7 separate regions of the Mus musculus genome follow, and all the other regions are linked to region 3. Evidence: chromatin loops called from intact Hi-C (ENCODE). Cell type or tissue: left cerebral cortex. All regions are shown on one strand. Region 1 has its middle 53 kb from the start of Rgl1. Region 2 holds the start of Arpc5 (actin related protein 2/3 complex, subunit 5). Region 3 overlaps Rgl1 (ral guanine nucleotide dissociation stimulator,-like 1). Region 4 has its middle 3.8 kb from the start of Apobec4. Region 5 overlaps Smg7 (Smg-7 homolog, nonsense mediated mRNA decay factor (C. elegans)). Region 6 holds the start of Rgl1 (ral guanine nucleotide dissociation stimulator,-like 1). Region 7 has its middle 60 kb from the start of Rgl1.

Region 1 (4,000 bases), 150 kb after region 3:
TATTATATTAGTTGCTTTCAGCTCCATTTCTACCTTCAAGCCCTGTAAGCATCTTGCGACTACAGACGTGTCCTATTCAGAGCAAGCATAAGTGAATGTTAAATGAATGTCAATTCATTATTGACATTTGTTGCAGACAGCCCTGGGGCTGATTATGTTTGATGTTAATTCTGTTCTCCTGTGAGGGGCTGCGAACAAGGAATGAGTCAGCACTCGAGTGATTTCCTGTAAACCTTCTTTCCACCTTAATTTATAAAATAAAGGCTAGTGATTGGGCAGAGAAAGAGGGGAAGGTGGAGCTTAAGGTTTTGGGAGAAAAAGAGGAGGGGACCACAGAAGAGGAGGAGGAGGAGGAGGAAGGAAAGAGGAGCAGAAGCACCTGGCCCGGAGAAACTGTAAGTTCTAAGGGGTCTCTTATATGGGGAAGACCATAGTGTCATGGTAGATCTGCCCAATCTAGGCGCACAGCACATGTATTCATATTAACTGAGTTGTGTTTTCATTGCCTGGGCTTATTTGGATTAGAGATTTACTGCAACAGACATTATTATCCCATAATTCCGTAACTCATGACAATCCGGAAGTAAGAAAGAGGCATTGTTTTGCTAATTCGCATAACAAGTAATAAGGTCAAGTTATCTCTTCCTTAAACCTTATTGGCTTGCTGGGCTAAGTTCCTCATAACAAGGGAACAAGTCTAGATTCAGCATGTATTCCAAGTGGCTAATATTGTAAAACGAAATTGATCATTAATTAGTTTTGTGGCTCTGGCTTCAGGGAATTGAGCCTATCTGCAAAGACAGGCCTTATGCTCATGTGACCAGCTGCCAATAAGAGTAAGTGGAAGATGAAGTCAATGAGTGGGACAGGGTGACACTAGAGAAACTGAGACAAGTCTCTACAGAGAGAGTTTTCTCTTTGGGCCTCATGTGCTCCATCTGGAAGCCACAGACAGCAAGCCTGAGACTGCTTGCTGAGGGCGGCCATGAGCTCAGTGCCAGCCCAGGCCATCACACAGTAGTAGAAACATGGAGCACATAACAGACTCGCATAAAAATCAGGCAAGTGCAACCTGCACAGTAAGAGTGGACAGAGTTCCTGAGGGGACATGCTGACAAAGGACGTTGACACAGGCAAGGAAATAAACAAGGCAGAGGCCATCGGGAGGTTTCAAGCCAAGAAAAAGGAAATTGAAAATAAACAGGCAAGATGGAAATGGACCAGATTCGTGGGAAGGAAATTCCACAGTTGTTACTGGAGATAATACTGTAAACAACAAATAATAAATCAAAACAGAGTGCGGAAACCACATGAGATGGCTTCAGCAGCATTCCCTACATGTCATGGAAATGTCGCTGGGTGAGCTAGACAGATTACAAGATCTCAGAGCAAGCACTGTACATTTGTAAGCACTCTGCAGCCCAGCGACCCCACAGCGAGGACTCTACTGTCTGCCCACAGCTGCTCTCCCGGCTCCACAGTGTGGGTGCAGGCTGGCCCATTTTCAATGCTGGCGCTGAACTCCACTTGTCCTGTCTTGGGGAAAGATGTATTTCTACACTGGCAACAGCCCCAAAGCACCGGCAGCTGAGGGGCATCTTAGAGAGGCAGCCAGCTCTTACAAGGCCCTGTGAAGTTGAAGATTCTCCCCTCCTCCTCACCGGAGTCTTTCCCACCCATCCTCATCAGATCTACTCACTTAGAAACATAAATGATGCTGGGTACTTCCACTTCAGCCACACAATAACCTCACAAGATGTTTACCACTATCTACTCTGGTGAGAAATGAGAGTCTGAGAAGCTAAGTAACTGGTAGGAAGCGGGAGGTTCCCAAGCGACCCCTCCCCATCTTACTCCTCCCCCAAGTCATTTAAGGCACTGTCTCCATCCCCTCTTCTACTCCCATGTCAGCACGGAAAGCCCATCTCTTCACCCCCTCACCCCTGCTGAACTATTCAAGTGGGGCCCTTTCATACCACCCAGGCTGGTGCCAGGGTCTCCTCTGACACAACAGCGCCCCCTGGAGAAAGGCTCACACCTGAGTCCACAGGTGAGAGCAAGCTAGGTGGAGGAGGGGATTTCTCCAGAGCTAGATCATTCCTTTTCCTCTCCATCCCTGTCTACAGTTTTGACTCCTGTAGGCTTTACACGGGCGTGACTGACTGACCTGCTTAGTCACACAGGACCCCTCCCTTAGCAAAATCCTTGGCTGGCCCACCTTCAAAGTATACAAAGAATAGGCTGAGTTGCCTATTCCTCTTTGAGCATAAAGTATTTTATACGTTTTAATTTTTCAAACATGTTTTCCTTTATGGTTTCTTTCCTCTGCTTCTTCTTAAAAAAAAAAAGCCGGGCGTGTTGGTGCACGCCTTTACTCCCAGCACTCGGGAGGCAGAGGCAGGCGGGTTTCTGAGTTCGAGGCCTGCCTGGTCTACAGAGTGAGTTCCAGGACAGCCAGAGCTACACAGAGAAACCCTGTCTCGAAAAAACCAAATTTAAAAAAAAAAAAAAAAAAAAAAAACCTCAGCTAGATGTTTATACAGTAGCTTTACAATTTTTGTAATAGGAGAACGAGAGACATCTGTGTTCCTTCCTCTCCTGTGCCACAACTTAAGTGTCCCCTTTCTTAAGGTTATAACCCAGCCTCTGTACAAACAAAACCCCACAGACGTGAGCCACTCGACAGCACCGCACACGCGACGGGCTCGCTGTAACGTTCAATGGCAATCTTTTCTTCTGGTTACGGATGAGTATAGGTCATCACAAACCTTATGAAAATCAGTTCTGAAAAGCTGACATCCTAACCTACCCAACACCCCAAACATCACTTGATCAAACTCCTGGATGGCCAGACCAGTCCTAAGTTGGAACCAGGCTGGGGAAAGAAGTGGAATGTCCAAAAAGGGAAATATGTAATCAGAGAACACAGACGCAACTTTTCTTCCCTCAAATATTAAAAATTAAAATTTCTTGAGAAAAATTCCCTGCTGTCTCCACTGCAGGAAGCAGGGGAGTAAAATTAAAACAAGAAACCAAGTGTAGAGGCAGGGAGAAGGGAGACGGACGCTCCAGACGACCCAGACAGAGGATGGCCCCATCACAAGGCAAAGCAGGGTCTCCAAGGCCACCTACAATTCTTACGTCTCTACCACCGCTAGTTTTGTTTTGTTTTTTATTAGGGTTTTTTAGTTAGGTTAGATCCAAGGATTCTGCATCAATTGAAGAAACTGATAGTAGTTTATAACTGGTGAAACAACTATTTTTAAAATATGATTATTGCTAGAGAGAAACATGCATGTCCTTAAAAAGGGGGTATTTCTTATAACTTAAATTTGTACTTTTAATATCTGTATTTGTTTATGTGTATGCGGTGTTCAGGCATATGGCATGTGGGCACTTTGAGTGTGTGTTTGTGTGCACACATGTGCACGCACACATGCATGTAGAGGCCAGAGAGTGACACGGGGTGTCTCCTCTGCTGTGTGTCACCTCACATGTTAACATAGGGATCTCCCATCATAACCCCACAGCTCAGCAAGGCTATCTAGGCAGGCTGCCCAGGCTCCCTCTGTCCCCACCTTTTGAGGCTGGGATTCAAGCAGGCCATTATGACCACAGAGCATCTACATGGGTGCTGGACATCCAAACTCTGGTCATTAAGCTCATTCTGCAAGCCTTTTACCCACTGAGCCTTCTCTCTAGCCCCTGTTTACTCTTCTCAAATACTTCCTAATGCTATCCTTATAAATATACTATTCACACATGTAATCTTAATGGCCTATCATTTCTTTTCCTTCAAAAATAATTATAAACTGGAGATGATCGCATTCCCCACAGTTATAATAAAGGTCTGAGCTCAAGGCTTCATCCCAAATGACTGCCAAGTGCAAAAGTCAATGGACAGTGGTTAATCTTAGAAACGTAAATTTTGAGGGGCAGCTTAAGGACACAGAAAATTGCTATTATTAGTGTCCGTATCATTTGATAAAAGTTACGTGTG
Region 2 (4,000 bases), 240 kb after region 3:
AAATTCAGATAGCCTAGTTATTTGCATCATAAGTACATCTTAAGCCAAGCAAATCCTTTATATAAGAGGAAAGTATTCATTTGAAAAACCCCCCAAAAATAAAATAAAATTGCCTAAGATGGTGATTCAGTATCATAGGTAACAGTAAAAATATAGAATTTACGAGACAGTAGAATACTGTGCATTTTCTAACTGGAAGATAATTAAGAACAGGTTTCTTCAGAGACAAACATTTCCTTTAAATCTTGTAAAGAAAAACAAACAAGCAAACAAACAACTATTAGCAAATGGATAGGAGGGAAGTTAATTAAGGTAGCCATTAAAATCCTAAATTTTAAATGCTATCTCAGAATTACTTTGTGAGGAAATTAGTTGATTACTTAGCAGTGGTGATGCCTAAGCACTGTGAGGCACTATGAAAAAAAGAAAGAAAAGAAAAGAAACCTGTAAAATTTAACACAATCTACCCGAGGACCAAAATTCTGAGCAATGGAGATAATTACATCCTTGAACAACTGACTTTTGTTTTTAATTCCTCGCTGTTCCATTAAGTTGTTTTCTACCCCAGGATTCTTCCCCAGCTCTAAAGAGAACGCGTGTGTGTGTGTGTGTGTGTGTGTGTGTGTGTGTGTGTGTCCAACTAAGACAAAAGGAAACACTAGGGCTTTGGAAATGGCTATGTTAGCTCTTAAATCCTCGTTTCCATCTGCACTCAACAGTGCATCTAGTGTTTAATTTTCTCTTCAAAGAAAATCTCAATTTAAAAGAACAAAAAGTACAGTCAGCTTTAACATCTAAAAGAGTATGCTGTGCAGCTTTTATGGGAGTTACACAAGATTGAAACAGAAAAAAAAAATTAAACAAATCTTTATCCTAAGTTACATAATGCCATCACCGTAACAATGTTCTTATACTCCAGCATGAGGCTTTTAAAGTAAGCACTGCTGGCAGGGAGACATGTCTCCTTTGCTGTCTTAAGACACGAGAGTTTTTACTAGCTGACAATGTGAGTGTTAATCAAGGAAATGTCACTTCTATCAACTGAATGATAAACCTAGAGGGAGTGCCACATTGCTTCTTCACAAGGAAAAGGGACACACTTCACATACAGCGCTCTCTCTACATAAACACATACATACACATGTGTGTGCCTATGATCAACAACTGTTTGATCCTGACGTCTTTCTCTTTTTGATTGAGTCTCTATTCCCAATGTTTTTATATATTTTATATTTCACTAACTCATCAAGCATGCACTAACTACCTTCTGAATACCTAATTTTATTTTATATGAAAAAAGATACATAAGAAAAAATTAGATTCAGCCCTTCAGAATCTTGGGATCTCTTTCCCCAGCAAGAATAAAACCTATCATTAGGTAGTTTATGAAGCTCGTGCTACATAACCCATAACACATTGCACACATATGCAGAATTTTAGAGTCTTTTCGAAGCATTTCCACGTATTGAGCCCTGGGAACATCCTTGTGAAAAGCACATTAGCCCCATCTTAGTACTAAGAAATCCAAGGTTCCAATTTTTAAGCAACATGCCTCAATCATGCAGATTATGAGAGCAGAAAAGTCGAGACTCAGCCTGCTTTTTGATCCCAAGCCCAGTGCTCTTTTCCAGTACGGCAGAGCAAACGAGAAAACTCAACAGGATGACATCCAGCCTTCTGCTATACGTGAAACCAGGTGGTTCTGCATCGAAGCAGGGCAAAGCCAAATGTCTGAATTAATTTTATTCTGTAAATACTTGTACTACGGTATATTACACAGAGCACAGCTATTATTTGATTAATCTTTGTGCCTCTGCCTCCTCAACAGAAGCTCTGATCTCACAAACCGGAATATGGAATATAGCAAAAAGCTGATTTGACGTGCTTCCAGGAACCTTAAACAATAAATAACAACCTTGAAAGTCCAGTCTCTATTAATCCTTGCACTCGCTATTTTCCCTCAGCACTGAAGAGCCTAACTCGCCCACCCTCTTCTGGCATTCTTGCTCCAAATAACTACTTATTTTAAGATGTGATGACTGATTCTAGAAAATGCTACAAGTTTGCCCCAATTTCACTACCTGGCCCAAGCGTCTTTTCCCTCCCTCCAGATGGAGAGAATACCTAGTTCAGATTCTGCAGGTCCGGTCGCGATGCTGTCACACAGCACTGACAGGTAAGAAGTGACCTTTTCGATTCCGTCCTTGGGGACCTCCCACCGACAGCGTGCCAAGAGTCCAAGCCGGGGAAGGGGCTCTCAGCTCGGGAAGGCAGCCCCCGGCGGCGCACGGTCCGAATGGAGGGCTCCGATCACTAGTTCCGAGCTGGGCATCACTTTGCCTCATACTCCTGCAGACTGCAGGGGACTAGGTTCTGCAGCCAGTCCATCGCACCCCACGCGCGAGTCCGGTCACCCACACTTCACACCGGACCCCAACAACCAGCGGCTGGCACCGACAGCGGCGGCGGCAGCAGCACTCCAGGCCACGCTCCCGAGGTGCCCATAGCCTCCAGCCCAAGACCCCCCGCAAGGCAGGACCGCAGAAAAGCGTTTCTATGGGAACGTCCCGGGCATCACGTGATGCTCCCCGGCGACCAATCGCGTCTCCGCGCCGCCTCTGCCAGCTTTCTGTCGACCCGCCGCCCCCGCCTCCTTCTCCAGCCCCGCCCCTTTCCTGCAGCGGGCCCGCGCGTGCGCGGTGCGTCCCGCGCGCTCCCCTGCCGACGCGCGCTCCCGGGGGACGCGGGGGCGGAGCGGGGGCTGAAGGATGGCTGCAAGCAGAGGAGGAGGCCGAGCCCGCTAGCGCGCAGGCCCAGAAGCTTGCAAGCCGCGGCTGCCGGCGACGCCCCAGAGCGGAAGAGGGAAGTGAGTCGGACCGGGCTGGGCTCGCTAAAGGAGAGGCACCGCGGAGGGGCAGGCCAGCGTCGCGTCGCGATCCGGGATGTCGAAGAACACGGTGTCGTCGGCCCGCTTCCGGAAGGTGGACGTGGACGAATATGACGAGAACAAGTTCGTGGACGAGGAGGACGGCGGCGATGGCCAGGCCGGGCCCGACGAGGGCGAGGTGGACTCGTGCCTACGGCAATATCCTTACGCTCGCGGCGGCCGGGGGTTGTGGGGACGCGGGGCCACGCGACCGGCTGTGCCCGGCTCTAGGTGGGGACGGAGGACAGGAGCTCCCGGGGCCAGCAGGCCGCCTGTACCCCGCGGCCGCGCCGGCGAACTTACCGGCGGCGCCCCGATTCCTCAGGTGCGCGGTCCTAAGCGGCCGCGCCCTCCCCGGGGCACCGCTGGTGTCCTAGTGGGCACCTGAGCCAGTCTCTGCCCGGTGGGGACACGGGCGTCCCGCTTGGAGTCTTGCTTTCCTGTCCGGTGTGTGTGGTTGGCGGAGCGGGGATAGTTTATCCCTAGCCAGGAGAGATGGAGCGGTTCGCAAATCGAGGCCCTCGGTACATTCAGCCCCGGGGCTATTTCATCGGCAGCATTGTTTATTAAGAGAGAAGGGCTTTGGCAAGGTGGCATTATAATTCATGAACGAGCCGAAGGGAGTTTTCTTCTCCAAAATTCCCAGTTAAAGCTTGGAACCTTTCACCTGCTAAGAAAAGGCCACTAAAAAAGGGATAGCGAATGCATGCAGAGAATCCCTGGGAATAATATAAGATGAACCCCAGTGAATAAAGCAGAGAATGAGTCGGTTCTATAAATCAACATTGTTTTTCTGAAATTGTTTCCCTTCTAGTTAAAACATGGCTGTCAGTTCCTGGTTCCTTGGTTTGCATATCTGAATATTCATAACCTCGAAATTCATTTGCATCGATCCCTTAGAAAAATAGAATGTTACAAAAATCCAAACTGGAGCTTTAGAAAAATCGTATTCATTAAGTCTGTTCATACAGCTCTCCCCTCATCAATTTTCTACTAGATTATAATGAAGAAAGTGAGCAAAAACAGTGGTAACCACAGCATCAAACGTACATATATGTGCAGTATAGGTTTAAC
Region 3 (4,000 bases):
CACGCAACACCAACCCTGCACCACCCGTGTTTCTGGCAATCTATTAAACAATGTCATGTGGATGTCCCAATTCTAAAGACCCTGAGACCTCGTCCTCTAGTAGTTTCACCAGCCACTGGCTGCCAGATGGCCGTGGGTCCTCCCTCTTCTATAGAAATCCTCCCTCTTCCTTACCCGGCACAACGGTTATCAAAGGCTGATAACAGGATGAATGGCTCTTCCGTCTCCAGCCCTTATCATCTCCGGCTCGAAAGATGGGAGCAGCTTCCTTGGCTCGCTTCCCACCCACAGTGCTCGTCCCACCTCAAGCTTCGTGTCTCCACAAGGCTAGTTATGCCCCTAACAAACAAACCTGATCATTTCTTAACTTGATGCCTTCAGTGAGACCTAACTGCCTGAACAATTAACACAAAGTCCCCCAAGGAGGACACTAGACCATTTCCAATCTGGTCTGGCTTCTGTTAGAATATCATTTAGTATATGGCCTCTCTCTTCCATTCCAAGTTCTTCAAAGATCACTGAGTCTTACTCTTCTCTCTCTCCTCAAAGCTCGGGGCAAGAACTAGCAAGAACCCATCTTCAATAATTACTGTATTCAATGAATGGTTCCGCAAAGGTTAAAGAACAATGACTCCACCCCACCTAGGTCTATGCTGGGAGGCAAATGAAGACATGAAATTTAGTGCAGATTTTACTACAGAGATTTCTCTTTTCTTTTTCTTTTTTCTCTTCTTTTTAGTCGATGACGGGCCCTGCTGACTAAGGAATTTCATCACCTACCACAAGTTGACTTTACGCAGTTAAGGTTATCAGCATGAAAGGCTGGGTGTGTATTTAAGAAAGACGGCCATCATCAGAAGTAGCTTTGGAGTTTTCCTTGTCTGATGCCGTTTGTGTAAGAAGCACATGAGACTCAATCCCATTTACTGCTGAACTGTAGCTACTTCCTACCCAAACTGCACCTCCGCCATAATCACCCACTTCAGGAGCTCGGCTTGGTCCAGATGGCTTAGGGAGAAAGCTGAGTCACCAGGAACTACACTACTGAGAAGGCGTGTTAATTTAGTAGACAGTGCAATCGTAGGAAGAGTTCCAAGAAGGCGTGTGAAGCAAGGCACCCGCCCTGGACTACTGTCCCACCCACACTGAGCATCGTGAAACAGGACCCCAAATTGCATGAACAATTCATAAAATGTCAAAACTATGTCCTATATGCACATGTGCCACTAGATAAGCATACCACTAATCTGCGCCCAGGAAGACGCTGCTATTTTCCATGCTAGTCTTGTGTGCACGTGCAGACAGGTATGAGAAATGTGTGTCCGAACAGCTGACTGACCCTCCAGGCAGGACGGCCCCTTACCATGATGCTCTTGTACATGTTGCCATTGTTGTCTTCTACACTGATGCGGATGATGCAGGTGTCTTCGTTCTGCTGATTGTAAACAGGAGGCAGTACTGTGGAGGTAATGGATGTCACGGAGACGGAGCGCTTGTGGATTTTAGGATTGTTGTTGCACGTTGGAGGGGAGGACAGGGGGTTGATTAGGGACGACATCCCTGAGGAATTCGTGTCCATGGAATGGATGGAGGAACAGGAAGAGGAGGATTCAGAGAGCTGGAAGAATCAGAAAACAAAGCCATTGGAGCCTGGACCAAACATGCTTCACGTTTCAAAACAGAAGTAGATACAGAGACTGGTTGTTTCCTCCTCAATATCTCATGTCTCTGGTACACACACACACACACACACACACACACACACCCCGTGGGCTCATGTGACGATCAGTGACTCACTGGGAACTAATCATTCTGAATCTAAGAAAGGCACAGTGGACCTTTGATGGCCTGGTTTTAGTTGTCCGTATGAAGGCTAACCACGAGATGGCAGCAGATACCAGAATTTAAAGGCCGTACAGGCTGAGCTTACAGAAGCTGGGAAGCCATCCTCTTCTCACCCCCAACAGTTCTCAATGTGGCCATGGAGAACATTCTGTCCCCACTACTTCACATCCAGATTTTGTAGTAGGAGACAAATGTCTTCATGTTTAGAAGCATCTAAGATAAGGACTACTGCTTGTGTAGTTCTGCTGAGAGGGCCTCAGAGATCACCTGACCCCTTTGCCAAGTAGAGAAGCTGGAGGCCCAGAGAAAACACGGGGCCCCAGGTCCACCTACACAGTCTCACTCCTACCAGGACCAGAGCTCTCCAGCCCCTTTGCTGTGGTGTTCACACAGCAGGGGCACAGCAAGCACCAAGCCATCTGCAGCTATGATGAGTTAGCTGACTTGTGCTACAGCCTTGAAACCTTTAGTGCTGTGAGACTGTTAATGAGTTTTCATTTATCTTTCTCACTTGGGTCACAGCTGCCTTGCAGGGCAGGGGGAGGGAGGGGCACCCTAAAAACAGCATCATAACAATGCTGAGAGCACGACTCAGCAAAACAGATCACTTGCCTGGACAACGCAGCCTTTGAGTATCTCTTTAACAATCACTGGTAAGACCAGCAAGATACACTTTCACAATCTACATCGAGGCCATTTGAGAGATGTACGGCTGCAGTAATGTGCTTCTCTAAGTGACTGAATATTTAAAATTCAACTGATATTAATCACCAGACAAAGAGATGCTTTAAACTCACCGGGATGTATTCCTGACATAAAACCATTAAGCTGAACCATTTAAATATCAATTGTTACAGAAAAGTGTGTGTGTGTGTGATATTCGGAATGAGTTAAACTGGATTATATTATAATAATCCTATAAAACTCATTATTAATTTCTATATAATCTACCATTCCACAGATACAGATCAAGGAATTTAGCTTTCTGATAATGTGGCTTCTAAAAAAATAGGGCCTATGTTATCTGTAGTTTTTCAGGGCTGCTTCGTCCGATGGCATCCTATGTTAAGGACAATTCCACAGCAGGGGTGTTCTATTATGGCCAGCAAACCGCAATGCCAACTCTAATATGTAGTGTCTACAGTAGGACTGCCATGATATCGGTTAGCCATGTGCTGCTGCTGTTTGGAATTCTCCTTCTGTGCCCATGTGACTCAGCTTGAGCACTTACTCAGGGTGGATAATTTTAACAGCGTTATCTTGCCTGCAAGTCTATTAGCCAGGAAGGTCAGTTCTCCAAATGCTGCTTGAATGTTTTCACTTTCACCGTCCTATTTCCCTTGGGCTTTCCGTGATGCTAATAACACTTATAGTTGAGGGGGTAATGCGTTAGGATGGTGAGCTCACACGAGTTATAGAGACTATCCTCACAAGGATATAAGTGGTGTGGAACAAGCATAAAGGTAACTGTTTATAAGTGATGATCAGGCGCACGAAGAAGGAGGAATGCATATTACACTTTACTTCTAAAGAGAACAACCTCACGAGGGCGAGCAAGAGAGAGGCGTGGAAGAAGGAAGAAGGGAGAAGGAGCCTTGCGGGGAGCGCCTGTCTCTGCCTCCCCTTACGGCAGTGGCTCTGGGACTCCAGGTGGACATACACGCCTGGCTTTTTGTACTTTGGAGGAATCTCAACTCAGGGACTTATATTTGCGTGGCAAGTGCGTTGTCACTGAGCTATCTCCTCTGGATCCAGCTGATGCCAAGGCATGGGGAATGACAACATACTGGGTTTAGGACACATGACTTTTGAGACAATAGTCAGATGTTAGCTGTCTGAGGAATTTGAGAGTGGTTGGGTCACCTCTAGCTGCTGAGTCCTAAAATACCTTTCTTTTTTCTCTTTTTTTTATTAGCTATTTTCTTCATTTACATTTCAAATGCTATCCCGAAAGTCCCCTAAACCCCACCCCCCTGCTCCCCTACCCACCCACTCCCACTTCTTGGCCCTGGCGTTCCCCTGTACTGGGGCATATAATTATGATTTGGGGACACTTGAAGGGTCTCAGACTGGTGTGACTGCTAAGGACATCATGCAAAGCAACACCAGTGCCCCCTACAAGGCAGAAGACAGAGCCTGTCACCTGTACTCTCTC
Region 4 (4,000 bases), 220 kb after region 3:
CTGGGATAAAGTGTTAGAATAGATCATGGGTAAAGGACTGGTGATGAATTCTGAGAACACATCTTGGTCCATTTCAAATGAATATTTAGAATTGGTACCCTTAGCTCCTGACACTGCTCTAAAATGTCTTCCTGTGTGTCTATCAACACCTCTTTGACTGGTTTTCTTTGTTATGATGCTTTTCAACAAAAATATATCAACAGGTTAGCTACATCATGTCCTCTAACTAGTGTTGACACTGATTCAACACAGACTAAGCAGATAAAGCAAGCCGATTGGTCACAATAAAGATTTTGAAAATGAACACGCTAATACAAAGTGTTTATAAAATATGTGTACATAGAACAGTAAATATAGAGTTTAAGGACCAGAAAGACATCACGGTAGACTAAAACTGCTAGCCAAGCAAACCTGCAGAGGCCAGGTCAATTCTCAGCACATTACAGGTGCAATGCTCCACATCTGTAGCCCACATCCCTATTCTAAGATGAGAAGTGGAGACAGGAGACTCACACAGAGCTCGTGAGGCAGCTAGCCTGGAACACGCATGCAGTACAGAAGCAGAGATAACCCGAGACCCTGATGAAACAAGAAAAAGGAGAGAACCCACTACCATCTAACCAACTGCCCTCTGACCTCCACACACTCACCATGATGTGCATCACGTGTGTGTGTGCACGTGTGCTCACACACACCTTCCCCCCACCCCCCACCCCTGAGACAGGGTTTCTCTGTGTAGCCCTGGCCATCCTGGAACTCACTCTGTAGACCAGGCTGGCCTCGAACTCAGAGACCTGCCTCTGCCTCCCAAGTGCTGGGATTAAAGGCGTGCACCACCACTGCCCAGCCACACACACCATTTAAAACATACATATTTCTACTCCATGGGTTTGATGAGAGTCACAGTGAATCTCAATGTTAATTAACAATGCACATACTTTCAATAATCATCATGTATCATTTTTGTAATTCTATGCCTTTTTCTATTCTATTCTTCTACAAAGAGAATTATTTTCTTTGTTCTGTTGGTATTTACACAATGGAAGACATACAGAGACGTACCAATAAAACAGAATACAGAGGCCCAAAATGAACTTTGACATAGATGCTCAAATGATTTTCAGCAAGGGTACCACACCACCAGGGTGGGAGGTGCTGCTCTAGTCAACAAATGTTACTGGGAAAGCTGGACTATCCACAAGCTACAGGCTGAAACTGGAGCTCTGTCCCACACTGCACACACACACACACACACACATGCACACGCACACAATCTTAAAACGGATTAAAGATCTAGCTACTGGGACTGGAAACTAAAACGCCTGGGAGAAACCTAGGGTATAATCTTGACCACACAGGTCTTGGTGACCATTTCTCAGCTAAACAACAGAAGGACACACTACCAAGGCAAAGCCAGGGCTGGGCACACGGTTCCGAGGTGGAGTGCTCACCTCACACACCCAAGGCTGTGGGGTCAAGTCTCAGTGCCAAAAAACAGGTAAGCATTCTGCATACATTTATTAAGCACTCATTTTTTTTAATGTACAGATCAGTTGGACTGATTGTAGAAAAATGGTCTTATGTTTTATTTGCCATTTTGTTCTTTCATAAAATAATTTGTATTACATTTAAGAATGATTGTGTTTTAGATCTAGTTTAGTTGTATTTATGGTTGGAATGTTAAGTGAGTCCTGCCAGTTTGAAGCCTTCTTTGGAGCGTACTGTGCAGAGGTCACGGTGGCACCTTTCCCTACCCTTCCCTCTCCTTCAGGGAAGTCACCTTTAATCCGCAGCATTTGCTGCTTGCTGCTCCTGGACAATGAGAGAAATCCACAAGGAAGAATGCTAAAGTGTCCGCCAACCAGTCCCGGAGTTTGGACTGTGCTGCCACCCTGTGGCCATTTTATCTACAAATTCAAATGAGAAGATCCATCTTTTGCTCCTCCCACCCCTCTTTGAGATAAGGTCTTGTGTAGCCCAGGTTGGCCTAGAACTGCCTACATAAGCAATGATAATCCCAAACTCCTCCTGATCCTCTTGCCTTTGTGTTCCTATTGCTGGGGTCACAGGCCTGAACCACCATGCCCAGGATCCTGGCTTTTCTGTCTTCTCCTCCTTTCTGCCCACCCTCTCCTTTCTCTCTCTTCCATCAAACTACCTGGCAAGCTCCACAAAGCCTCCTGAGTCCTCTGCCTTTCTTCACCTCAGGCTTGCTTTTTAAATCCAAGTCCCATTTCCCTGTGACTTACTATGTAGGTTTGAGCATTGAGAGATTATACCAAACTGAAACACAAGATAGATTATGTGATTAATTAAATACGATGTGCTCTAATAAAAGTTAATAACAGGAGCCATAAAATATAAATTACTCTGTCACCCAAAAAGAGCATTACCTCCTATGCAGCCTTCATAAGCGCAGCTATCTTGGCTATATCCCAAATCAGGCTGCCGATCACTGACTAAAATATCCAACCGAGTAAAGGTCTTTTTAAATCCGAATTCTATAATCTTTATTACAACTACATACTTTGATATGGATGATGCACATAGTTCATCAGAATGATTATGAGGGAGCTGGAAAGATGGCTCAGCAGTTAAGAGTACTGACTGCTCTTCCAGAGGTCCTGAGTTCAATTCCCAGCAACCACATGGTGGCTCACAACCATCTGTACTGAGATCTGATGCCCTCTTCTGATGTGTCCAAAGACAGAGACAGTGCACTCATTATAAGTAAAATAAATCTTTAAAAACACAACAGAAAGATTATGAAACTGGGAGGCGGACTGAGACAGCAGCTTCTCCCTCCTGCTAAGCATCCACCAGCAATGTTCTGCTTCAGAACTATGGGCAGAACTTTCTTTTGCTGCTGGTGGTGGTGGTGTTTGTTTCCTTTGGACAAACAAAGTTCAGGGTTATCCTTAGAATCCATGTAAAAGCCAGATGCAGCAGCACAAGCATCCATATTCAGCATGTCCTCCGAGACATCGGAGGCAGAGGCAGGGCAAGCATCCGTATTCAACATGTCCTCCGAGACATCGGAGGCAGAGGCAGGGGAATCACAGAAAGCTCCAAGGCCAGCAAACCCAGAGATGGTGGCAGTAAACACTGAAGCCCTTTCTCAAGCAAGGCAGGCCACACACAAGGCTGTCCTCTGAAGATGCAAGGGCACCTGACTACTCACTAAAGTCTGGGAAGCAAAAGGAAAGGAGTGTAGTGAGGAGACTGGCAAGGTACAGAGTCCGGTCCGACGAGATAAAAGGACAACCTCTAACATTCCACAGTTAATTGTGTGCTGCAAAAGTATGTGAAGACTTCAAATGTTTCCAACAGAAAGAAATAATAAATATTTGAAGTGACAGTGTGATGGTTTATATATGTTTGGCCCAGGGAGTGGCACTATTAGGAGATGTAGCCTTGTTGGAATATGTGTGTCACTGTGGGCATGGGCTTTGATACCCTAGTCCTAGCTGCCTGGAAGTCAGTATTCTGATAGCAGCCTTCAGACGAAGATGTAGAACTCTCAGCTCCTCCTGCGCCATGCCTGCCTGGATGCTGCCATACTTCCACCTTGATGATAATGGACTGAACCTCTGAACCTCTAAGCCAGCCCCAATTAAATGTTGTCCTTATATAAGAGTTGCCTTGGTCATGGTGGCTGTTCACAGCAGTAAAACCCTAACTAAGATGGTTATACCAATTAGCCTAATCATTACACATAAGTATCTTCCATTGTTATGTGATAATTAGAAATTTAATATATATTTTAAATATCAGTGAGCTTCCTAAAACCACCCAAGTACACAAGTGGATGTATTACATGGTGCATGTTTGCTGCTGCTTCTGGCTTAACATTCTTTTTTTTTTTTTTTTTTTTTTAGTTTTTCGAGACAGGGTTTCTCTGTGTAGCCCTGGCTGTCCTGGAACTCACTCTGTAGACCAGGCTGGCCTCGAACTCAGAAATCCTCCTACCTCTGCCTCCCAAGTGCTGGGATTAAAGGTA
Region 5 (4,000 bases), 310 kb after region 3:
AATTAAAGGCAAAGCTGATTTCAGCAGCTGCAGATCTTGCACAGACAGACAGACAGGGGGGAAAAACAACCCCAAATCAAATCAAATCAAAACAAAACACGAAAGTTTATTACACAAAACCAGTTGATGAAGATTCTCCTCCCCTTCTTCATTACCCCACAGTGAGGATGGCAAGGCGAGGAACCCCGCCGAGAGAGTCATAAACATTCCAAACACCAAATTCTCATGCAGACTGGGGCTATAGCTGGGAAGTGGGTACTGCAGGGAGGGAACTGGTAAACCTGTTGGCTGGTCTAAGGTGCAAGAATCAGTGACATTTCCAACCTCGGAATGCTGCAGCTGTCTGAATGCAGAGCTTACATACACAAACTGGGTGAAGGTAGCAGGGAAGGGACAGGGAGAGGACAAAGATGGACACAGGGAGGGACTGGAGCAGCACAGACAGTTTCTTTTGCCATTTAGTGAAGGGTTTCACTTTCAGACCTTTCAAAAACAAAACAAAACAAAAACCAAAACCCAAAAAACAAAACAAAAAAACAAAAAAACAAAAAAAAAAAGAAAAAAGAAAAAAAATCCAAATACCATGTCAAACTAAAAGAGCAATAGAGTAAGCCTGGGGCTTCAAGCACTCTTTCTGAAGAGCAATGAGCAATACCTTACCCCATCTCATTTCGGGGCTGCCCAGACCCCAGTGACACCTGGGGCTCCTGGATGTGCTTTGCTCTACAGCTGTCCTTCAGCTAAGCTCCACACTATTTCCCACACTTAGCCCTTGCCCTCTGGGAGAGTAGAAAGCCATGTGTGGGACACACACGCGCGCACACACACACACACCTCCCAGAAAATAATCCCTACCCTAGCACAGCAATTGGACATTTAGATTGTTTCCATAATTTCCCATTAAAATATTACTTTTCCAGGAAATGACTAACAGAAATGCTGTCCGTTCTTCTGTTCCTACACAGAACATCTTCAGTCCTCTTTCCTCCTAATATAAATTATCAAATAGAGTTTATTCCTTTCTCTTGCCCTCTCCAAAGTGGCATCTGCTGTGTTTTCTTCTGTGCACAGTGTGCATCTGTCTCTGTGGCCTTCAACTTCATCCTCGAGGTGAAGGCCAGGAGCTGTGACTGGGCATAGCCCGGCTCCTCTGCAGTGACGCTTGCACTGCCGCTTCCTTCCTCTTCAGACTTCAGGCTTTTGGGCCCCAAGTGCTGGCCCCATGCTGCTGTTTCGTGGTGAGATGTTGTACACGGTAGGAAGAAAACAATGACTACGGTACAGCATATGGCTAAAGGGTGGAGACTGATGCAAGAGGCTGGGAAGCAGGATGGGGACACAAAAACCAACTCAACAAAAAGAACCACACTGAAAGCATCCACCTATTAAAATGGGTTCCAGGCCGTGAATGAACTAGCCTGCCTTCTGAGACTGCTTGCTACGCTACTGTAAAGTGTAGGAATCCACCACATGAATTTGAAATCGTACAGCAGCCATCTGCTGGTCTAGGCCAGCAGCACTACCCACACTGCATCCTCTATTGGGGCTCGAGCACCTACAGAGTGAAGGGCATTTCCTGCTGGAGTTTCCAGGCTGGAGGAAGGCCTCTCCCAGAACCTTCTAAGAGGCCTTGTACCCTCCCTATGAAACACTCCCACTGGCTTAAGAGGTCAGTTCCCTGTCCTGTCACCACTGACCTCTCACAGGAGCAGCAAACGGGACTGTCTTTGCTCCACACTGACTAGAAATACGCCTGTGTATGGAAGAATTCAGTGTGATATTTTGCTACTGAGAGTAATAATAAAAGATGTTTAAGAATAATTTCAACTACATTCTCAGTCAGCAAAGCACTCATAATGGATTCCTATTTTATTCCCCAAAGAGGAAAAAAGGACTGAGAAGTTCCTATTGGTTTCTCCCATCTGCCTTCCCTTCTCAGCTTCCACTTCCCACGTGTTGGGGACATGCGCGGTGGAGAAGGTGAGAGGCGTGCTATCAGTAACCGAGTGGGACAAACAGCAGCTCCTCTCTCCCTCCGGAAAGCCCCGGGGGAACGAGAGTTCCTGATGGTTTTTTCTTTTTGTTGCACTGCGAACATTTCGTGCACACTCAGCGGGCTGGTGGAACACTTACACCCTCTCGACAGCAAGAAACAGACAAGAGAGCTGCCACCTGCAGAGACTGTGTGGGTCAGTCCTGCAAACCCAACATGCCATGGTTTATGGAGCCTTCATTCCCTGGGTTGCTCCTGTGGCCTCAGTGTGGAGGGTTCATGGCACCTTGTCCCCGCTGCTGTTTCTGCTTCTGCTGCATTAACAACTGCTCCAGAGCGGAGGGCCCAGGATGCATCATGGAACTGGACCAGATAGACTGAAAAACAGCCCCAAAACTTGTCAGCAGAAGGCAAATGCTTTGGCTGTCTGACAGGGATTTGTTTTAAATCTCAGCCACCCATAAAGACAAATTTGTCCTTTAAATCCACTCTAAATGCCAATCAACTCAGCTCTATTAAAAGTCATGGAACTCTCAAGACTAGACAGTTCCTAACTAAGATAATTTTGACACTATGAACAGTGGAATACAACTTTTTAAACCCCAAGCCAAGGTTATTCCTCCTACTCCGACCACTCTTTTGGAATTACATGCACCAACATGTCCAGCCCAAACTATGTTTTAAGTCAAATCAACTATGTTTTAAGTCAAGTTCATATGGCATGACAGTAAGTTTAATATAAGGTTTCCAGCAAACAAAACATTGTAGACCAGGCTGGCCTCGAACTGAGAAATCCGCCTGCCTCTGCCTTCCAAGTGCTGAGATTAAAGGCCTGCGCCACCACGCCCAGCTTACATACTCATTTAATAAGTCAAATAAGGCTAAACTCAAACTTAACAGGATTTAACATTAGGATGAAACTAAATGCTCTAGCATTTTGGATGCCCTGACAACACACTCAAGACGCCTCTCAATCCGGGATAAAAGCAGAGACACTGCTGCAGCAGGAGCCACGTGAGCACTCACCTTTAGGCTTTCCATGAGGACAGCAGAGGAATCCTCCATGGAGGGGCCGTGGCCTGTCCAGGTGCCACTCGGAGTGCTAGCCTGATGCCAACTGCTCTCAGATGATGACGTTGCTGAGAGATAATCAACACCAAAACCACCCATGGCTAAGAGATAACAATAGGTAAGAATACAAAATGTTTTGTAAGTGGCAAATATCAAACTTCAGGCAAAAATCAGAGCAAGCCACCCCCCTTTGCCTTGTAGATAAAGAAATGTGGATCTCACCTGGTTTATCAGTTTTCCACCTATCTGCAGGCCGCCTATCCCTGTTATCTGGAGTCCCAATGGGTCCAAAATTAGAGAATGGAGCAGAATTATGGTTATGCGTTGGAGGAGAACTGGGCAGGCTGCTTGGGTTAGAGGAATGAGGAGACTGGCTGGCTGGTGTCGAATGATCTGTTGAATAATTATGAACATAAATAGGGGTTTCCCACACCAAACCAAGAACTAACATTTTCTTCAGATGTGGTAGTCAAAATTTGAATGAAAGCACTATAAGAAGGTTTTGGAGAAAAGGCCAAATAAAGACCATGAAGCAGTCTGTCTGATCACTGTTGTGCCTGACTGACTGTACCTTGGATCCTAAGAATCATTATAAATTAAGACTTTATAAAGCTGAAATAAAAGGAGTCTGGAGAGATGACTTTGCAGTTACGAGTATTGGGTGCTCTTCCACAGGACCTAGGATTGACTCCCAGGACCCCCATGGCAACTCAAAACCATCTCTAACTCCAATTCCAGGGGATCCAACACCCTCTTTCTGGCCCCAGCGGGCACTGCACACATGTGGCACACGAGCAAACATATAAACAGTGCCCAAAACATTCCAAAAGAGAAATAATATATGATAATATAAAAAACTTTCTAATTATAGAATCTGACTAATGTTTAGTCAATATGGATGTACAGGAAAGGCAAGGTTTATAATCTAAGTATTAG
Region 6 (4,000 bases), 100 kb after region 3:
GTTCCTCCCTGTGTCATCTGTAACTACTCTCTCTCCACTCTCCCACATGTTCCTGATCCCACCGCCAGGCTCTCTGCCTTGCATAGTCCCTTCATTTGGGATGTGTTGAAAGATTCATTGGTCGAATTAAGAACTCACATGACCTTCCCCAATAGTTTATGGAAAGCAGATTTTTTCCGAGTGTCTGCCACCGACTCCATACTCTACAGGCAAAGCCCCAAGACTAAGTATATATCAGTCTACTCCCATTCTACAGAAAGGAGGTCACAATGGGAAACCTTGCCGCCCCTCAAAGGAAGCGGGTCTGAATGGCCTCTGAACTTCTGGGAGTGGGGACTGGGCTGTTGGCATCACTGTGTAAGGAGGAGAGAGAGAAAAGGTTATCTTCTGGGCACAGCGGTTTATGACACATGTAGAAGCTAGTAGTGCTCTCTGACCAGGTCTCTGTGTGTCTGTCCTCTTCTGCCACAACACCCCCAGCCTGTTTGCCAAATACCTCAAGATGTTTCCGGAAGGTTCTGAATTATTGACAGACTTAGGGAAGATGCTTAGGAAAACACAAGTCCTAAAACAGACCTGTCCAGCTAGAGCAAACACTTGGCCATCAGCAGTTTCCTTTTTAAGACTAAGGGGGAGAAAAAGGGGATGGGGGGGGCTACCTTGGCTAAATAATAATGATATTCACAGAAGAGCAAAGACACTGTTCCAAAGTTCAAGATCTCGGAAGCGCTACTCACCCCTAGCCATCTCGCTCCTTTATTGGCCGCCTGTTGAATCTGGACTCTTTTGAGGGTGACATGGTAAACAGCTCCTTCCTCTACCTCTTCACCCCAGTCCTGAATCGAGCTCTGCCAGGGACAGGATAAAAAGAAAGAAAAAGAGGGTCGTAGTGTGTGTTGTTGTTTTCTTCCCCCTTGGCTAACCACAATCTATCCCAGCTGCTTCCCTGCTTACAAAGGCTCTCCAAGCCTTTGAGTAAATCCTCCAAACAGAGCAACACAGGACACCCTGCAATAGGCAAGGCTGAGATTTTCTTGGCTGGCAGCCTTTTCCTGCGGTATCAGGAGCCTCCGACTTCTCCCTTCTCTGGTCAGTTACTTTTCCTAACCTAGCCACGTATCTTAAATCATCTTTTCAAGTTTTTTTTTTTCCTTCTTAAGGAAACTGTGGTTTAGTCCTGATCAACTCTGTCCACTTAAGTGAAAGGAAAAAATAACTCATTTGCAAAAACAAGAGTTTATACTTCTCAAAGTACACAAACATTTGAGCAATGTCGATGTTAAACTCCCTCAAACAAGTGTTTTAATACCAAGAGCCCTCTTTGGGAAGTGAAGTTGTACCTCTTTTTCTCCTCTTACTATTTTGAAACCCAAAAAAAAGTTATGTGGGGTATGGAAAGTTTTTATTTCCAGAAAGAAAAAAGGAAAAGAAAAGAAAAGAAAAGAAAAGAAAAGAAAAGAAAAGAAAAGCCCCTCTGGCAAGTGCCGAGAAAGCAAAACATCTTCATGCAGCTTCCACTGAAATTTACACAGCGACCCCCTGGATAGCCATGTCGCCAGCTAAACCTCGGATCTGTGTTAAAGGGCTGCCGCTGGGAAGCAGAGCGCGGCGCCGCTCCCCCAGACTGAGTTCTGTCCTTTCCAAGTTCTGCTCTCCTGACACGCATCTGCCTGTCCCAGACACCCCGCAGGCGATGCCTGAGAACACAGGCATCGTTTCTAGGGAGAAGAGGCACAGAGAGGGGAAGGACACAAAGCAGAATGAGAAAGCTCCTCTTAGAGAGTGGGGTCCGGGTGGCTCTGATCAGTTAGACAGTGCTCCAACAACCCGGCCCGAGAAAGCGGGAGATGGGACGAGTCCCCCAGCAGAGAAGCGTCAGGGGAAGGCGGGGAGCTGGCGTTACCATTTTAGCTTGCCAAAGTAATTTCATTCTCAGTTTTCTTTCCGGCACACGGACGCTGCATGGTGCGCCCTGCTCCGAGGCGGTCGGGGCGTCTCTCTGGCCCGGCTCCGGGTCCCCGCGCTTCCCACGCGCCTTGCTGCCCGACTGCCGCCGCCGCCGCCGCGCGCGACCGGGCCACAAAGGAGCGCCGGCCAGCGAGCAGGCAGCCCGGGAGCCCGCGGCAGCAGACTCCTCCCCGCCGCTCCGTGATGTCAGGCTTTCCTGTTTGTGCTTGTGAGCGCACTCTCCCTTTCGGAAGCCCCGCGGATCAAGGGAGCAAGCAATCGTTTCTCCAGCTCAGAGTGGTGGGGAAACGATGCTTTCAAGTAGACCGCTTCATCGGGGTTTCCTGGTGGCCACCAGGTGACAAAATAGAACCATGTGTGCCATGGGACATGTGCGCAGCCTCCGTCTGCTTTACTGAAGGAAACTGTTAGGGATTAGGGATTCTTGTGTGATCTGCTTGCTATTTGGAATTTACAGCAATTAAATCAGAGTCCCCTCGATTTGGGGGGAAGATTTTCATTAGGATAAAGTCAAAAGCTATCTGGGTATCTAAAAACCGTGCCCAGCGGCTCTACCCTGCCCCGCACCTGCAACTGCCTGGACTTGTTCCTACTGCCCACTCTTGTTTGTGGCTTTCTTGCTTTTTTTTTCTTTTTTTTAAACAAAAGGTGGTCCTGGCTAGCCTTGAACACTTAGAACTTTTCTGGCAATCCTCCTGCCTCTGTCTCTTGAGTGCTGAGATTACAGGCATGCATCAACTCCACCACCCAGTCTGATAAGGCTTACTGGCTACTGCTGGTGAGAGCAGAGAGTTTTGCAGGATCTGACAGTTTGTGACAGAGGCCATAAGTGGTCCTAGGGGTTTCTGGAGCCTCTGTGAGTAGCCATGGGGGGTGTGCACTGTGGGGACACAGAGGGATAATCACTGTAGGGAAAGCCTTTCAAAGGACAATGCTGAAAAGAATTTTATCTTAACACAATAGTCTGTGGGGGACAATACATTACACTTTAAAAGATCTAGTTTCAATAAATCAACAGCAAGAGATAGCCCATAGTCAGGTAGCCAAACTGTACCTGTCAGAACTCCACACCAATTACAAAAATGTCATGTTTTACACATGTCAAACTGAAAAGGACCTCCTCCAGATTGCTGTGCTGAGCTTTGGTTAGTACTGAATATACCATGAGCTGAAAAGTTAGGCAATCAGTGCACTGATGTCTCCAGAAGGGCATCAGAAATGACAGAGGCTACACCAAGCAAGCAAAGGATCTCTGCACACTGAAGGATGTCTTCAAGTCAGTCAAACGCTCCTCATAAAGACCCATGCTTCAGGAGTTCAAGACTGTAGAGAGAATGATCTTTTACAACCAAAGTGGATGTTTCTATAATTTAAATATTAAACACACATACACACACACACACACACACACACACACACACACACACACACACATTCCTTCTGCTGTGCTCAGTACTCAGAACAGAGTGTCCCAGGAGCCAGAGGGAAAACATGTGGCGGCCCTACCTCAGGCTTCTTATCTGCCTCAGGGCCCCAGGTCACACCTAGATGAGTCTCCTTGGTGATTCTGAAGACCTCAAGAGGCAGCCCAGGACAGATGAGCAACACTTCAGTTAATTTCACCACCGCTGTAACCTAATCTGTGCTGCAAGTTTTAAGACTGTTGAAAAACTTCTTCACAAAAGCAGTTTCTTCTCCAGAAATTCCTGGGAAAGGTGGCTTGGGCCTCACAAGCCTCTCAGGCTGTAGCTCTCCCTTCTTCTCATCCTATTGACTTGGGTTCTGGCTGTAAAGGGAATGACAACAGAACCCAGTTCAAGCCCAGCCTTCAAGCCCAGCCTTAAGAGTGGAAGTCAGAGTACATTTCCATGGCTTCCCTCCGATTTGCTTCCTTGGCTACAAAGTAGGACAAACCTCACAGAATTTCAGAAAGGGTTAAATAAAGAAATGTGCAAGTCACCTAGTGCACGGAGAGCTGTCCAGAAGGCTCCATTTTCTCCCTACTGCCCTTCCCCCTTAGGAGCTGTAGGCC
Region 7 (4,000 bases), 160 kb after region 3:
TGCACTGTTTCGGCCTCCAGTGACACCAGGCACACACATAGCACACAGACATACACACAGGCAAGACAGCCACACACATAAAAAGACATTAATGCTGCAACTCCTTTTCCTTCCTGCATGCTTTTCTCTCCTCCTCTTGTGCGGACGCACTGTCCTGTGGGGAATGCCTCTAGTATTCCTGTACATACTCGGGGGAGAAATTTAAAATTTTCATCTCTACAATCCATTAAAGAAAAAAATACATTGTTTTGAACTGAACAACAAAACACCTTTAAGCCTAAATGAAAGAACCAAAAACTAAATTTTGTTTTCACATTTTAATCAGATTGTTAAAATCCGTTTGGAAAACTGCTTTATATAGGAACACCAGGAGTGCTTTCAACACAGCCTATGAGAAAGACCTTGCTGGGATATATTAAATAGGTACTGAGTGGGAATTTAACACTTTCTTTAAAGCTGTACACGTTCCCAGCAGAATGTCTGGATTTCTCATCATCCTTCAGTCTAGAGCCAGTCAGCCAACTAAAAGTCTTCTAAAAGCTGTGTTAAGTGATTTGTGTACGTCGGCAGAACTTCTGTTTGATCCTGGATTAGGTTTTCGCTAAGGGCTATAGTTTGGACAGATGTTGCCATGGTCTAGTCGGACCATTTTATCTGCCCATTTTCCACACGCATCACAGTATTTGATAACCAAGCTGAATCACCTCAATTTCTATACCAGCAAATGAAAAATGACTGGAATGTGGGATTTTTGTTCCAGAGTCCTCATGAAATACATTCCAGCATCTGTCTGGAGGGAAGGACCATTCCACCCTCAGTCCCGGTTCACCCCAGCTGGGCTGCAGCTTCTTTTCTCTTTCCTTAGGTCATCCATTCCTCCTTGACCTTTACAGAACTGTGATGGTTAATCTTCATTACCAACCTGACCGGGTTTTGATTTGCCAAGGAAACGTATCCGTAAGTGATAGTATTGCAGACCAGCTCAACTGAAGAGGGTGACCCACCTTGAATATCACGTGACATCATCCAATAGGCTTCAGTTTCAAACTAAATAAAAGGGGATCAAAGAGGAAGGCAGTTTCTTCCCCAGTTCATCTCTGCTTCCTGACTGTAGACTGATATGTTTCAGGAAATATTAAAAAATATTTCCCACCAGCTCTCCTCAGGGCCCAAACACGCTCCCTCACTCCTGCTGCCGCTGTCATCAACTCTCTCCAGAGCATCTGGCTCGCTTGTTCTGGGAGCTGCCAGTTCTTCCTCAGTCATAAACCCATGTAGTCGGAGATCCCACATTCCAGTAACTAAATGGAATCTCCAACCTCGCGGTTGCATATCACAATACCCAGTAACCTGGTAAAATCAAGACACTTAAAGCTTAATTAACCAATCAGATTTATGTATCAATAATATCACAATTTACAAGATGCCAATACAATAATTTCAGAGCCAATTGATAATGATAAAAGCTTTATCCCAATTAATCTAACCTTACAATACCACAAGTTCTTGTAGCTGGTAAATACACGTGAGTTCACATCTGCAACAATCTTTCTTCTCCTCCTACCCTGAAATGATCCCGGTCGCTGCAACTCTTAGCTCTGCCTTCCTTTTCCCTGCCCAATCACAGACCTCCTCTGCACTAATGTAATTGGACAGGGAAAATCCTGCAACAGTAGCTAAGATATAACAAGCCACTTTAGGCTCCCACCACACCTTCTCTGCCATGATGGGTCATCTTCCATCAAGCCATGAACCAAAACAAATGCTTCGTTCTGAACTTGCTGTACCATGGTAATACAAAGGCCTTTCCACTCCTTTTCAGTTTTCTCAGCACCACAGACTAACCTTGCTATTTCCAGGAAAACCAAACAAGAACATTCTGGATTCCAAGTTCTTAACAGCGACTTTATGAATACAAGGCTAAGCTACCCTGATGCTTCCTGACTGAACAGCACTAGAGCAATCTGACTTCCAACTTCAAGGCGGTAAACATTAAGGGCCATGCTAAAACTACATCCAGAAGCATGCTGCCCCCAGGAGGAAGGAGAAGTCGTGACTTAGCAATTGACCAGCCCTCACATAAGGGGCAATAATGCAGGGAAAAAAAGTAAGTAGGGTGGTGAGAGCTCTTAAACATGATCAATGAGCAGTCAGATCCATATGAGGAGGAGGCACTTCCAAATACCAGGAGAGGTGCTGGAAGGTTCTACACAGACCACTCTCTGCAGTAAGCAATAAGTCCTTCCTAAATCGCAACCGGAGCTTGGAGAACCTGAGTGATTTTTCCAAGGTCACACAGAAGAGTCCAATTTTGAAAATAGATCTCTCTGACTCAGAACAATTCTATTCTTACACCATCTTTCTATGACCTTCACTTGCCACGGAATTGTGGTCATGTTGATTTGGGGCTTTGTGAAGGGAAATGGCCAAGTGAAGAGTCAGCTTCATGGGGAACAAAAAGCTTTGTCAACAATCATAGGACAGGGAGTTAATATCTAGAATACATAAAGAACAGGAACGACTCAACACCAAAAAGTCAGAAGATGGGCTGTGGAACTGAGACGGTTCTCAGACACAGGAAACACTTGGGAAAGTATGTAGCCTCCTTTGTCACCTGGGAAATGCACATAAAACTGTTTTTGAGAGTCCACCTCACTCGGTCTGAATGGCTAACACCAAGAAAACCACAGCCGGTGTTGGTGAGGAAGCAGCAAAGAGACCCTTATGGCTAGTCAGAGTGTGCACGAGGACGAGCCACTGTGGAAGTCTGTATGGACGTCCCTAAGGAACCCAGCTCTACCATTCCTGAGAACAGATCTGCAGACCTAAGTCAGCACATCATAAAGATACTTGCACATCCATATTTACTGCTACACAGTCACAATCGCCAGGACACAGAACTAGCCGAGATGTCCATCAAGAGACAGCTGGTGAAGAAATTACGGTGCATACACACGAGGAATTTTCCTTAGCCATAAAGAGAAAAGAATTAATGAAATCATGACTTTTTTTTTTCAGAAAAACAGAACACAAGATTGTTATGTTAAACAAAATGGACCATACTCATAAAGACAACTACTGTGTGTTTTTTCTCATGTCTTTAACCTAGATTGAAAAATGGGCGTGGCACAAAAGTACTAGGGGAATTGAGAGCAGAGGAGGAAGGACACAGACAAGGGAGGGAGGGAGGGAGGGAGGGAGGGAGGGAGGGAGGGAGGGAGGGAGGGAGGGAGGGAGGGGAGGTGGGCAGAGAAAAATGAAGCAGGATAGCACAATAAGGAGCGCGCATGAGTGAGTGTGTGAATGTGTGTGTGTGTGTGTGTGTGTGTGTGTGTGTGTGTGTGTGTGTGTGTAACTAATGAAACTCGGTGCTGGTAAACTAACATAAAAAGTTAGCAGGAAAGAACATGACTCTAACTTTAACACCTAAAGGAAAATCCTGACACTCTTTAATGCAGTAGCAGGGGAAAGGCCAAGGTTATGGAAAATGTGCTCTTGCTCTCTGGACCACCGCAGTCTACCACACTGTGTTCAGATTCCTCGGGATTCACTTGGTCAGTTCCTCCCATCCCTGGCTCCTGTCAGCTTCCTGACCCTACCCTTCCACACAAGATAAACAGCTGCGCCACCACAAGGAGTCAGAAAACAGAAGCAAAAACCCCCTTTCAGTCAGCCCTTTCACTCCTTACTCACACTTGCGGATTTTCCTTACAGGACACGATCTGTAAATCCAGTCCCTTGAAGCCTCTCAAGCCACATGTGGCAGCCATTCCAGCAGCCACTCACTGACTCCTTTCCCCTGCTCTTCAGGAGGGGGATGGGCCTGTGAGTCCCCAGGCCTCGGCTCCAGCTGTGCTTGCCAGGGATTCTGGATACCAGAGGGACCTGCCCTGCTAGTCTCACAGAGACTGGCCCTCCATTCACACAGTTTAGCTTAAACAGATGTTGGCAATCCAAACTTGTGCCCCTCCCTCCCTTACTCCTCACAGTCTGGACCAAA

The links. Hi-C counts contacts between places; a loop is a spot of excess contacts. Peaks named below come from ENCODE experiments on the same cell type or tissue, not always from the same donor. Only the 100,000 strongest peaks of a DNase experiment are listed, where the experiment ranks them.
Region 1: a loop joins it to region 3, with 2.6 times the contacts of the local background. A loop is called at or near these places in 18 of 42 quality-filtered maps.
Region 2: a loop joins it to region 3, with 6 times the contacts of the local background. A loop is called at or near these places in 10 of 42 quality-filtered maps.
Region 4: a loop joins it to region 3, with 5 times the contacts of the local background. A loop is called at or near these places in 41 of 42 quality-filtered maps.
Region 5: it touches region 3 in a loop (12-fold over the local background); 5 of 42 quality-filtered maps call a loop at or near these places.
Region 6: a loop joins it to region 3, with 2.1 times the contacts of the local background. A loop is called at or near these places in 15 of 42 quality-filtered maps.
Region 7: it touches region 3 in a loop (6-fold over the local background); 18 of 42 quality-filtered maps call a loop at or near these places.

Annotation. Positions count from the first base shown.
Region 1 is chr1:152,676,629-152,680,628 of GRCm38, forward strand. It overlaps a transcript of Rgl1 not described here. Among named protein-coding and RNA genes, the nearest start is that of Rgl1, 53 kb to the left of the region's middle. In left cerebral cortex, a CTCF peak has its summit at 2,027 (motif pointing left); a DNase peak (open chromatin) is centred at 1,520.
Region 2 is chr1:152,763,783-152,767,782 of GRCm38, forward strand. It overlaps Arpc5 (actin related protein 2/3 complex, subunit 5), which reads left to right and starts at 2,760. Exons shown (of 4, transcript NM_026369.2): 1 at 2,760-3,085. The coding sequence starts at 2,943. It also overlaps a transcript of Rgl1 not described here. In left cerebral cortex, no CTCF peak of the experiment used is centred here; DNase peaks (open chromatin) are centred at 952, 1,676, 2,098, 2,708 and 2 more places; H3K4me3 peaks cover 3,890 bases; H3K27ac peaks cover 3,030 bases.
Region 3 is chr1:152,523,282-152,527,281 of GRCm38, forward strand. Rgl1 (ral guanine nucleotide dissociation stimulator,-like 1) reads right to left here. Exons shown (of 18, transcript NM_016846.4): 16 at 1,364-1,618. Among named protein-coding and RNA genes, the nearest start is that of Gm51749, 15 kb to the right of the region's middle. In left cerebral cortex, a CTCF peak has its summit at 1,881 (motif pointing right); DNase peaks (open chromatin) are centred at 1,015, 1,910 and 3,037; H3K27ac peaks cover 1,578 bases.
Region 4 is chr1:152,744,767-152,748,766 of GRCm38, forward strand. It overlaps a transcript of Rgl1 not described here. Among named protein-coding and RNA genes, the nearest start is that of Apobec4, 3.8 kb to the right of the region's middle. In left cerebral cortex, a CTCF peak has its summit at 1,893 (motif pointing left); a DNase peak (open chromatin) is centred at 1,884.
Region 5 is chr1:152,837,016-152,841,015 of GRCm38, forward strand. Smg7 (Smg-7 homolog, nonsense mediated mRNA decay factor (C. elegans)) reads right to left here. Exons shown (of 23, transcript NM_001160256.1): 21 at 3,287-3,457; 22 at 3,020-3,165; 23 at 1-2,370. The coding sequence ends at 2,257. Among named protein-coding and RNA genes, the nearest start is that of Ncf2, 39 kb to the left of the region's middle. In left cerebral cortex, a CTCF peak has its summit at 1,502 (motif pointing left); DNase peaks (open chromatin) are centred at 1,483 and 1,985; H3K27ac peaks cover 887 bases.
Region 6 is chr1:152,623,081-152,627,080 of GRCm38, forward strand. Rgl1 (ral guanine nucleotide dissociation stimulator,-like 1) reads right to left here and starts at 2,137. Exons shown (of 18, transcript NM_016846.4): 1 at 1,904-2,137; 2 at 738-848. The coding sequence starts at 1,930. In left cerebral cortex, a CTCF peak has its summit at 2,317 (motif pointing right); DNase peaks (open chromatin) are centred at 1,032, 1,705 and 2,057; H3K4me3 peaks cover 2,600 bases; H3K27ac peaks cover 1,335 bases.
Region 7 is chr1:152,683,715-152,687,714 of GRCm38, forward strand. It overlaps a transcript of Rgl1 not described here. Among named protein-coding and RNA genes, the nearest start is that of Rgl1, 60 kb to the left of the region's middle. In left cerebral cortex, a CTCF peak has its summit at 2,038 (motif pointing left); a DNase peak (open chromatin) is centred at 523.